2 separate regions of the Homo sapiens genome follow, and region 2 is linked to region 1. The links are chromatin contacts, found by Hi-C or POLR2A ChIA-PET in ENCODE. All regions are on one chromosome and are shown on one strand. The core of a region is the stretch at or near the end of the contact, and the rest is flanking DNA. Distances in the headings are between cores, read along the strand shown.

Evidence for each region. Hi-C counts contacts between places; a loop is a spot of excess contacts on that map. ChIA-PET counts read pairs that join two places held with the same protein, here RNA polymerase II (POLR2A). Pooled maps may share reads with other maps.
Region 2: a pooled map shows a loop between it and region 1 (5-fold over the local background). The contact joins the promoter of DCAKD here to the promoter of DBF4B in region 1. A Hi-C loop is called at or near these places in 1 of 37 single-sample maps with no recorded cell type and 9 of 50 pooled maps. POLR2A ChIA-PET finds 5 or more read pairs at or near these places in 6 of 52 experiments (CD8-positive, alpha-beta T cell, HEK293, HepG2 and 3 more).

The regions. Positions count from the first base shown.
Region 1 is chr17:44,705,670-44,710,476 of GRCh38, forward strand. It overlaps DBF4B (DBF4B-CDC7 kinase regulatory subunit), which reads left to right and starts at 2,996. Exons shown (of 14, transcript NM_145663.3): 1 at 2,996-3,170; 2 at 3,635-3,697. The coding sequence starts at 3,152. RefSeq lists enhancers at 2,802-3,316, 3,317-3,830.
Region 2 is chr17:45,048,745-45,053,489 of GRCh38, forward strand. It overlaps DCAKD (dephospho-CoA kinase domain containing), which reads right to left and starts at 2,888. Exons shown (of 5, transcript NM_001288655.2): 1 at 2,617-2,888. RefSeq lists a silencer at 2,529-3,028.

The DNA of each region.
Region 1 (4,807 bases), core at 1,746-4,245:
TTGTGTCTTTTATTATTTCTTTCAGCAGCAGTGTTTTATAGTTCTTGTAGAGATCTTTCACCTCCTTGGTGAGATGTATTCCTAGGGATTGTTTTGTGTGTGTGGCTCTTTTTTTTTTAATGAGACAGAGTCTCGTTCTGTTGCCCAGGCTGGAGTGCAGTGGGGTGATCTCGTCTTACTGCAAGCTCTGCCTCCCGGGTTCATGCCATTCTCCTGCCTCAGCCTCCCAAGTAACTGGGACTACAGGCACCAGCCACCACACCTGGCTAATTTTTTGTATTTTTAGTAGAGACGGGGTTTCACCATGTTAGCCAGGATGGTCTCGATCTCCTGACCTCGTGATCTGCCCGCCTCGGCCTCCCAAAGTACTGGGATTACAGGTGTGAGCCACCATGCCCGGCTGGCGCTTTTTTTTTTTTTTTTTTTGACAGAGTCTCGTCACCCAGGCTGGAATGCAGTGGTGTGAGCTTGGCTCACTGCAATCTTCGCCTCCTGGGCTCAAGTGATCCTTGTGCCTCAGCCACCTGAATAGCTGGGATTACAGTTGCACACCATCACTCCAGGCTAATTTTTGTATTTTTAGTGGAGATGGGGTTTCACCATGTTGGCCAGGCTGGTCTCGAACTCCTGGCCTCAAGTGATCCACCCTCCTCAGCCTCCCAAAGTGCTGGGATTACAGGTGTGAGCCAACATGCCCAGCCTGTGTGTGTGGCTGTTGTACATGAGATCACATTCTTGATTTGGCTCTCAGCTTGAACGTTATTGGTGTATAGAAATGCTACTGATTTTTGTGTGTTGACTTTTTTTTAATCCTAAAATTTTATTAAAGTAATTTATTGGGTCTAGGAGCCTTTTGGTGGAGTCCTCATGGTTTTCTAGCTATAGAATCATATCATCAGTAAGCAGAGATAATTTGATTTTCTCTTTACCTATTTGGATGCCTTTTGTTTCTTTTTCTTGCTGATTGCTCTGGCTAGGATTCCCTAAATACATTTATATTTTAAAGTATTTTCATTTTTTGGAGTTGCATAGTGTTGCACAGTATGACTACACCATAATTTATTTAACCTACTGCCCGTTGTTAATCAATATTTTCGTTGCTTTTGATCTTTTGGTATTGCAAACAATGCTGAGGCAGATACCTTTATTATACAAATTCTGTCACACATGTGAAAAAAGAACATGCTGAACCATCTTGCCTCTTAAAGTTTCTGCTTGGAAGTGATGTCACTTTTTTCTTTTTTCATGAGCCAAAGCAAGTCATATGGCCAAGGCTTCGTTCGTTCATCAGGGCTGAGATGTATAAGCTTCCTCAGGGAGGAGTCCCACTGGAAGAGATACCAAGTTTATGTACTGTATATACCTCTACCAGTGTTTAAAAAATATCACCCTGGGCCAGGCGCGGTGGCTCACACCTGTAATCTCAGCACTTTGGGAGGCCGAGGCGGATGAATCACCTGAGGTCAGGAGTTCGAGACCAGCCTGGCCAACCTGGTGAAACCCCGACTCTACTAAAATACAAAAATTAGCCGGGCATGGTGGCAGGCACCTGTAATCCCAGCTACTCGGGAGGCTGAGGCAGGAGAATGGCCTGAACCCGGGAGGCAAAGGTTGCAGTGAGCCAAGATTGCGCCACTGCACTCCAGCCTGGGCGACAGAGCGAGACTCCCTCTCAATAAAAAAATAAATAAATATAAAAACTATCACTCTGGTTGCTGAATGGAGAATGGATTATACTGGGGAGAGATAGGAAGCTACTCGGGAGTAGAAGTGAAGAATTGACCGCAGTACTTTAGGCAAGAAATGATAGCAGCTTGAACTAGGGTGGTGGTGGTCTGATTCCAGATGTACTTTGGAGGCAGAGTTAGTAGGATTTTTTTCTTGGAGTGGGGATGGGCACAAGGGAAAGTACTGAAAGACAACTTCTAGGTTTTTGGTTTGAGCAACTGGGTGAATGATTGTGACATTTGAGTAAACAGTAACATTTTACTGAGAGGGGAAGACCTGGGGGGAGAACAGGTGGTTTTTTGACAGGGGCAGCGAAACAAATGTTCTGTTTTGAATGTGTTCAGCCTGAGGTGCCTATTAGACATCCAAATTGAAATAGCCAGTAGGCACTTGAATATGTGAGTCTGGAGATCAGACAGGTCAGAGCTACAGAAAATCTGAAGGTGTGGCAGAGCTGAATTGTAAAGCTGTGGAGCTGGATGAGATCTCCTAGGGAGATAAGGGAGAGGGATAAGGGCTAAAGCGTTGGCATACTCCAAAATATATAGGTGAACAGTGGCTTTGGATCCAGCAAAGGGGACTGAGGAGGAACCATTGAGATAGGGAAAAAAACGGTAGAGTGCTGAGTCATGGAAGCAAAAAGAAGAAAGTATTTCAAAGAAGGAATAGTCCATCTATAAGTTGGATATGATAAGGATAGTATTTCAGACTGTGGAAATCACAGTTGACCTGGATAAGTACAGTTTTTGTGGGGAGGTCCCCAGCTCTCCACTGAATGATCTCTTATTAGATCAAATTTGATCTCTAATTAGCAGTCTAATTAGATGGGTTGAAGAAAAGATGGGAAGTGAGGGATAAAGATACGTCTTTTGAGAAGTTTTGTTGGGCAGGTAATAATTGAAGAACGGGAGGGGGACAAAAATGTGAAGATGAAATGATGTGTAAGTGAAATCTTTATGTAAACTGCAAATGCTCTGCAAGTGTTAGGCTTATTTTGTTATTTAGTATTCAAACTTCTAGGAATTTCAATGCAGCTCAGTGTGAAGAATCACTAAAAAGCGACCACTAGTCCTCAACTTGAGGGCCATTAAGGGGCAAAGCCGTCTAGCCAGTGAAGAGCCAAGAAATGAAGAGACGGTTTGAGAAGACGTAGGCGGTGGGGGAACGGAAAGAGGAATCGCGAAACTAATATTGTCCTTCCAAGGACACCGTAGGGCGGATCTCGCAGCTACGGCGTTCTTTTAGGGGTGGAGCCGGCAGGAAATTTAAACTGAAGCCGCGGCCGAAAACGCCAAGAGATTGATGCTGTAGCTGCCCTGAGATAACCAGGACTGTGGAATCGGGAAGAGCTCATGGAGCTCGCGAATGTAATACGGAGGCCTCTGAGGAAGGAGTACGGAGGCCGAGAAGGAGCCGGCATTTGATGAGCGAACCGGGAAAGGGTACGGATGCCGGGAAGGGGAGAAAGAAAGGCGGAAGGGGTCGTTAATAGCTGAGGCGAGGTGCGGAGTCGTGGAGGGGGCTTAGGAAGTGACCAGCGGGTAGGTGCCGAAGCTGAGGAGGGTATAGGGGCCGGGAAGGAGCCACAGGAGTTGAGGGGACCGAGGAATGAAGGTGGCAGAGGAACGTAGGGGACAACAGCCTGGAGGGATGTATGGAGATTGAGATGGACAGGAGGTGGCCAAGAGGTCACGGCCGTTGACTGAACGGAGTCTGAAAGGAGGCGGAGGGCATGAGGGGCAAGAGCCTGGCGGGAGTCGCGGGATGTAGGTCGGAATGGAGTTGAGTCTTGCTGTTCCCAGGAGTCGCGTTTCTGTGCGCGTTTTGGGAGACAGTAGTGGGCGGGAGGCATGGAAGTTCCAAGGGTTGGTGAAGATGGTTGAGTTGCTGTTATGTCCTTTCTCAGGAGACGATTGCCTCGAGCTGGAGAGTTCCATGGCTGAGAGTAGGCTCCGGGCCCCGGACCTAGGTGGGTAACAGGACAGAACTAGGGACGTGAGGTGAAAATTGCCCCAGGGTCTCTTGGAGAAGACCGAAAAATGTTCCCCCTGTTGGAGTTTTCGATCACTCAGTGTTTTTATGTACTTATTTATTCATTTTATTTATTGGGATGGGGTCTTGCTGTGTTGGCCAAGCTGGTCTCAAACTCCTGGCCTCAAGCAGTTCTCCTGCCTAGGCCTCCCAAAATGCTGGGATTACAGGTGTGAGCCACTTCACCAGGCCCACTTAGTGGTTTTATGTGTGTGTGTGTATGGACGCAGCATCATAGACCGTTTTGGGATTCATGATAAAGGTCAAGTAAGAGTCATATTATGAACAAGATTAACAGACAGATGTGGAGTCAGGATAGAGTGACTTATTAAATATATAAATTAATACATTCATAGTTGTTTACAATAAAATCCTTAAGTTAAACACTGCTACCTAATTAGGTAAGTATTTTAGCACATGGCACTTCCCTCCGTACTGCCCCTTTAGTTAATATCATCTAGTTGGCCGGGCGCGGCTGCTCACGCCTGTAATCCCAGCACTTTGGGAGGCCAAGGCGGGCGGATCACGAGGTCAGGAGATTGAGACCATCCTGGCTAACACAGTGAAACCCCATCTCTACTAAAAATACAAAAAATTAGGCGGGCGTGGTGAGGCGTGCCTGTAGTCCCAGCTACTCAGGAGGCTGAGGCAGGAAAATTGATTGAACCCAGGAGGCGGAGGTTGCAGCGAGCCGAGATTGCGCCACTGCACTCCAACCTGGGCGACCGAGCGAGACTCCGTCTCAAAAAAAAGAAAAAAAAAATACCGTCTACTTTTACTTCTGGATTGTTAACAGATATGCCATCGGCTTGTTGCCTTTTAAACAGTAATCCACTTCATTTACTGAGTTATTCATTCTTCCCATCTCTTGTTGGTTTTTTTTCCCCCTTCTGTTTCTCTGGAGAACTTCAAGAGTGTTTTCAAAAGGAGGCTTTGTGTGATAAACTAAGAATATATTTATTTCAGCCTTGTAGTAAAATTTAAGTCAATTTTTTTTCCTTCAACACATTGAAAAATTACAGTATTTTCTCCTTGTTTTCTTCAGCAT
Region 2 (4,745 bases), core at 1,638-4,137, 340 kb after region 1:
GCAGTGAGCCAAGACTGCGCCACTGCACTCCAGCCTGGGTGACAGAGTGAGACAGACTCTGTCTCAAAAAGAAAGAAAGAACCATAAAAATAGCCAACCAGCAGCACAAGGGCTGTTCTGCCTATGGTGTAGCCATTCTTTATTCCATTATTTTCCTAATAATCTTGCTTTCATTTGGAAAAAAAAAATTGGCTGAGCATGGTGGCGAAAGCCTGCAGTCCCAGCTACTGGGGAAGCTAAGGTGGGAGTATTGCTTGAGCCCAAGAGGTCAAGGCTGCAGTGAGCTGTGATCCCGCCACTGCACTACAGCCTGGGTGACAGAGACCCTGTCTCAAAAAAACAAAAACTATTACATTAGAAAAAACTTCTGTGAGGAAACAAAGTGGAAATATGAGTTCAAGAAGGAAAAAGGGCCAAGCATGGTGGCTTACACCTCTAATCCCAGCACTTTTGGAGGCTGAGATGCAAGGATCACTTGAGACCAGGAGTCAGCCGGGGCAACATAGCAAGACCTCGTCTCTACTAAAAATAAAAAGAAAAATCAGCCATATGTGGTGACAGACACCCGTACTCTTAGTTACTTTGGTGGCTAAGGTGGGAGGATTGAGCTCAGCAGGTCAAGGGTGCAGTAACCAGTGACTGCCACTGCACTCCAGCTTGAGCAACAGAGCAAGATCCCATCTCGGAAAAAATAAAGGAAAAAAAGAACGATTTGAAATTTCGATGGTTAAATAAAAAGTGGTTCTTTTTTTTTTTTTCAAAAGATGAGGGAAATCAAATCAAATGGTGTATATTTAGACTTCACTGCAGGTTTAAATGAGGATTTTAACAGCTTTATTTTAAAATATCAACATTCACAATTAACCAGAACTTTTATCCTCTGTAATCTTCAAAATAAAAATGTGAAAGTTTCAATCTAAAGCTATCAATCTAAAACTGTGCCAGCAGGTAATTTTCTTTTTCTTTTCCTTTTTTTTTTTTTTTTTTTTTTTGAAACAGAGTCTTGCTCTTGTCACCCAGGCTGGAGTGCAGTGGCACGATCTCAGCTCACTGCAACCTCTGCTTCCTGAGTTCAAGTGATTCTCCTACCTCGACCTCCTGAGTAGCTGGGATTGCAGGCACCCGCCACCACACCCAGCTAATTTTTTTGTATTTTTAGTAGAGATGGAGTTTCACCATGTTGGCCAGGCTGGTCTCAAACTCCTGACCTCAGGTGATCTGCCTGCCTCAGCCTCCCAAAATACTGGGATTACCAGGCGTGAGCCACCGCGCTCGGCCTCCCAGCAGGTAATTTTTTCTTTCTTTCTTTCTTTTGAGAAGGAGTCTCACTCTCTTGCCCAGGCTGGAGTGCAGTGGCACGATCTCGGCTCACTGCAACCTCAGCCTCCCGGGTTCAAGCGATTTTTCTGCCTCAGCCTCCCGAGTAGCTGGGACTACAGGCATGCACCACCATGTCCGGCTAATTTTTTTGCATTTTTAGTTGACACGGGGGTTTCACCATGTTGACCAGGCTGGTCTCGAACTCCTAACCTCGGGTGATCCACCCTCCTCAACCTACCAAAGCGCTGGGATTACAGGCGTGAGCCACCGTGCCCGGCCCAGAGGGTAATTTTCAAAACAAAGCTAAGTTCGTGGCTTGCCTGCCTTCAGCTATCAGCCCTCTTCTTCTCTCCTTAAGGTACAGGCACCAAGAGGGGCTCGGAGACCATTTAAACGTTATTTACCAAGGGGACAGATTCAGACCTTGGTGAAGACAGACAGAGGAGGATTTGGTGGGAATTTAGGGCCCTGCTGAGACAAAAACCACCCGAACCCGTCTGTCCACTTTCTATCCATCTACCAGATCTCTAGCATTTCACCCCTTTCCCCAGGCCTATGCCAGCACTGTGCCACACCAACTCAATCTTGATTTATTCAGGTAAAATGAGCACTCTCCCTCCTGCAAAAACAAACACGTTTAAGACATAAAACATATTCAAAGGCTTCCATTTCCTCACCGTTAGAATTGAGACTTAATGTCAAAGTTCACTTGGGTAGGTTGAATCATTTTCCCACAACTAAGGGAGAGTGAAAAATCTTTGAAAACTCTGTAAGCAAACACCTGAAATGCCAACGCCTCCTTTGCGGAGCTGGGGAAGGAAGAGACGGGTGGCCGGATGGCCTCCCTCACTAGTTGGTGGGCGTGAGATCCACGCCGCCCCAGTCCCGGGGGCCTTCACTAAAACCTTAACTGGCCTCCCAGGGGAGAGGGAAGCGGAGGAGAGGGGTCTGAAAATCGGAGATGATCACTCAGCTCAACAGTAAAGCACTTTATACCCACCCTATGGGACAGATACTGTAGCTTTATTCCCATTTTTCAGATGAGCAAACTTGGGATCGGAAAGATACCCCAAGGTCACACAACTGAAGTGGCAGAAGCTAGATTCAAGAATCAATCGGCCCGCAAAGTTCTAAAGGGCAGTGGCTTTGGTCTGATCCTGAGTTTGAATCCACAATCTCCAGCCCTTTCTAGCTGTAAACCTTCCTGCGCGTCCTCAGCCGTAAAACAGAGGAAATAACACGTTGCTTGGTAGGGTTGCTGTCAAGACAATGGGCCGTGGATATAAAAGCACTTGCCTTAGTGCTGGCCGCATACGACGCGCTCAATACATCGTAACTCAGGCTTTCAAAAGAGGCCCGTACGCCCCACTAGGCCGCGAAATTGGGTCGCCCGGGGCGGTGGCAGCCCCGCGTAGCAGCCGCGGCCAGGGCCCGCCCCCTCCCCGGCGCCCGGCTGGCTCTCACCGGCCCGCGTGGCGCGCTACGTACCCAGCGCCTCCGCCGTGGCCCAGGCCTCCGCCTCTAGCCCAATCTCCGCAGCGCTTACAGGCCGGCTCAGCGGGCGAGGCGGGACCTCGGGAGCGCGCGCCTGCAGACCGGACGTCCGGCCAGCAGGCGGGGCCGGGAGAGGTTGGACGGGCGGGGCCGGGAGAGGTTGGGTGGGCGGGCGGGGCCGGGAGAGGTTGGGCGGGCGGGCGGGCGGGGCCGGGAGAGGTTGGGCGGGCGGGCGGGCGGGGCCGGGAGAGGTTGGGCGGGCGGGCGGGCGGGGCCGGGAGAGGTTGGGCGGGCGGGCGGGCGGGGCCGGGAGAGGTTGGGCGGGCGGGCGGACGCGGGAGAGGTTGGGCGGGCGGGCGGACGCGGGAGAGGTTGGGCGGGCGGGCGGACGCGGGAGAGGTTGGGCGGGCGGGCGGACGCGGGAGAGGTTGGGCGGGCGGGCGGACGCGGGAGAGGTTGGGCGGGCGGGCGGACGCGGGAGAGGTTGGGCGGGCGGGCGGACGCGGGAGAGGTTGGGCGGGAGAGGTTGGGCGGGAGGGCGGCCGGACGGACGCGGGAGAGGCCGGCGGGGAGAGCTCGGCCCCGGAGCACGGCACAGAGGTCCCCCGCAACCCCCGACCCGGAGCCATAAATTTTCCTTTCCCCGGAGCCGGGAAGGAGAGGGAGAGAGAGGAGAGGGGCAAAACTGCAGGGTCCTAACTTCGGATATAAAGCTCGGCCACTCGCTACTTGTGCAGCCTTGGCAGAGGTGATCATGAGCACTTTCCACCTGCCAGGTCCTAAGAGCACTTTGTGGGATTATCTCAGCCCGCACAGTCCGCAGGGTGGATACTATCATCATCCCCATTTTACACAACAGGAAACTATGTTTAGCGGTTAATCCATTTGCCCTCTCATACAAAGTCATGTGATTGCAGAGCCCGCATCCTGTCCATACAAGCCTAGCAAGCCACTCAGCCTCTCATCCTGTCTCCTCTCAAAGTGGGGATAATCGCAGCCGTGCAGCGTTGTTGAAAGAATACATAAAAGCCGGGCACGGTGGCTCACACCTGTAATCTCAGCACTTTGGGAGGATCACTTGAGCCCAGGAGTTCGAGACCAGCCTAAACAAGAGTGAGACTAACCCCCGATCTCTACAAAAAAAAAAAACAAAAAACAAACTAGCCAGGCATGGTGACAGTGTGGTCTCATTTACTCGGGAGGCTGAGGCAGGAGGATGGCTTGAGCCCAGGAGGTCAAGGCTGCAGAGAGCCATGATGGTACCACTGCACTCCAGCCTGGGCAACAAAACGAGACCTTGCCTCAAAAAAAATAAAGCATCTAGGCCGGGCGCTGTGGCTCACGCCTGTAATCCCAGCACTTTGGGAGGCCAAGGCGGGTGGATCACCTGAGGTCAGGAGTTTGAGACCAGCCTGGCCAACATGGCAAAATCCCGTCTCTACTAAAAATACAAAATTAGCCGGGCGTGGTGGTGAATGCCTGTAATCCCAGCTACACGGGAGGCTGAGGCAGGAGGATTGCTTGAACCCGGGAGGTGGAGGTTGCAGTGAGCCCAAGATCCGGTCACTGCACTCCAGCCTGGGAGACTACAGCAAGACTCTGTCTCCAGTTAAAAAAAAAAAAAAAAAAAAAAAAAAACTAGTTATCTAGTTATGCCTCACATATAGCAGGAAGTTGTTTTTGTTTTTTTTTTGTTTGGTTTGTTTGTTTGTTTGTTGAGACAGAGTTTCGCTCTATTGCCCAGGCTGGGGTGCAGTGGCAGGATCTTGGCTCACTGCAGCCTCTGCCTCCCAGGTTCAAGCGATTCTCCTGCCACAGCTTCCCGAGTAGCTGGGACTAGAGGTGTGCGCCACCACATCCAGCTAATTTGTTTTGCTTTTGAGATGGAGTTTTGCTCTTGTTGCCCAGGCTGGAGTGCAGTGGCATGATCT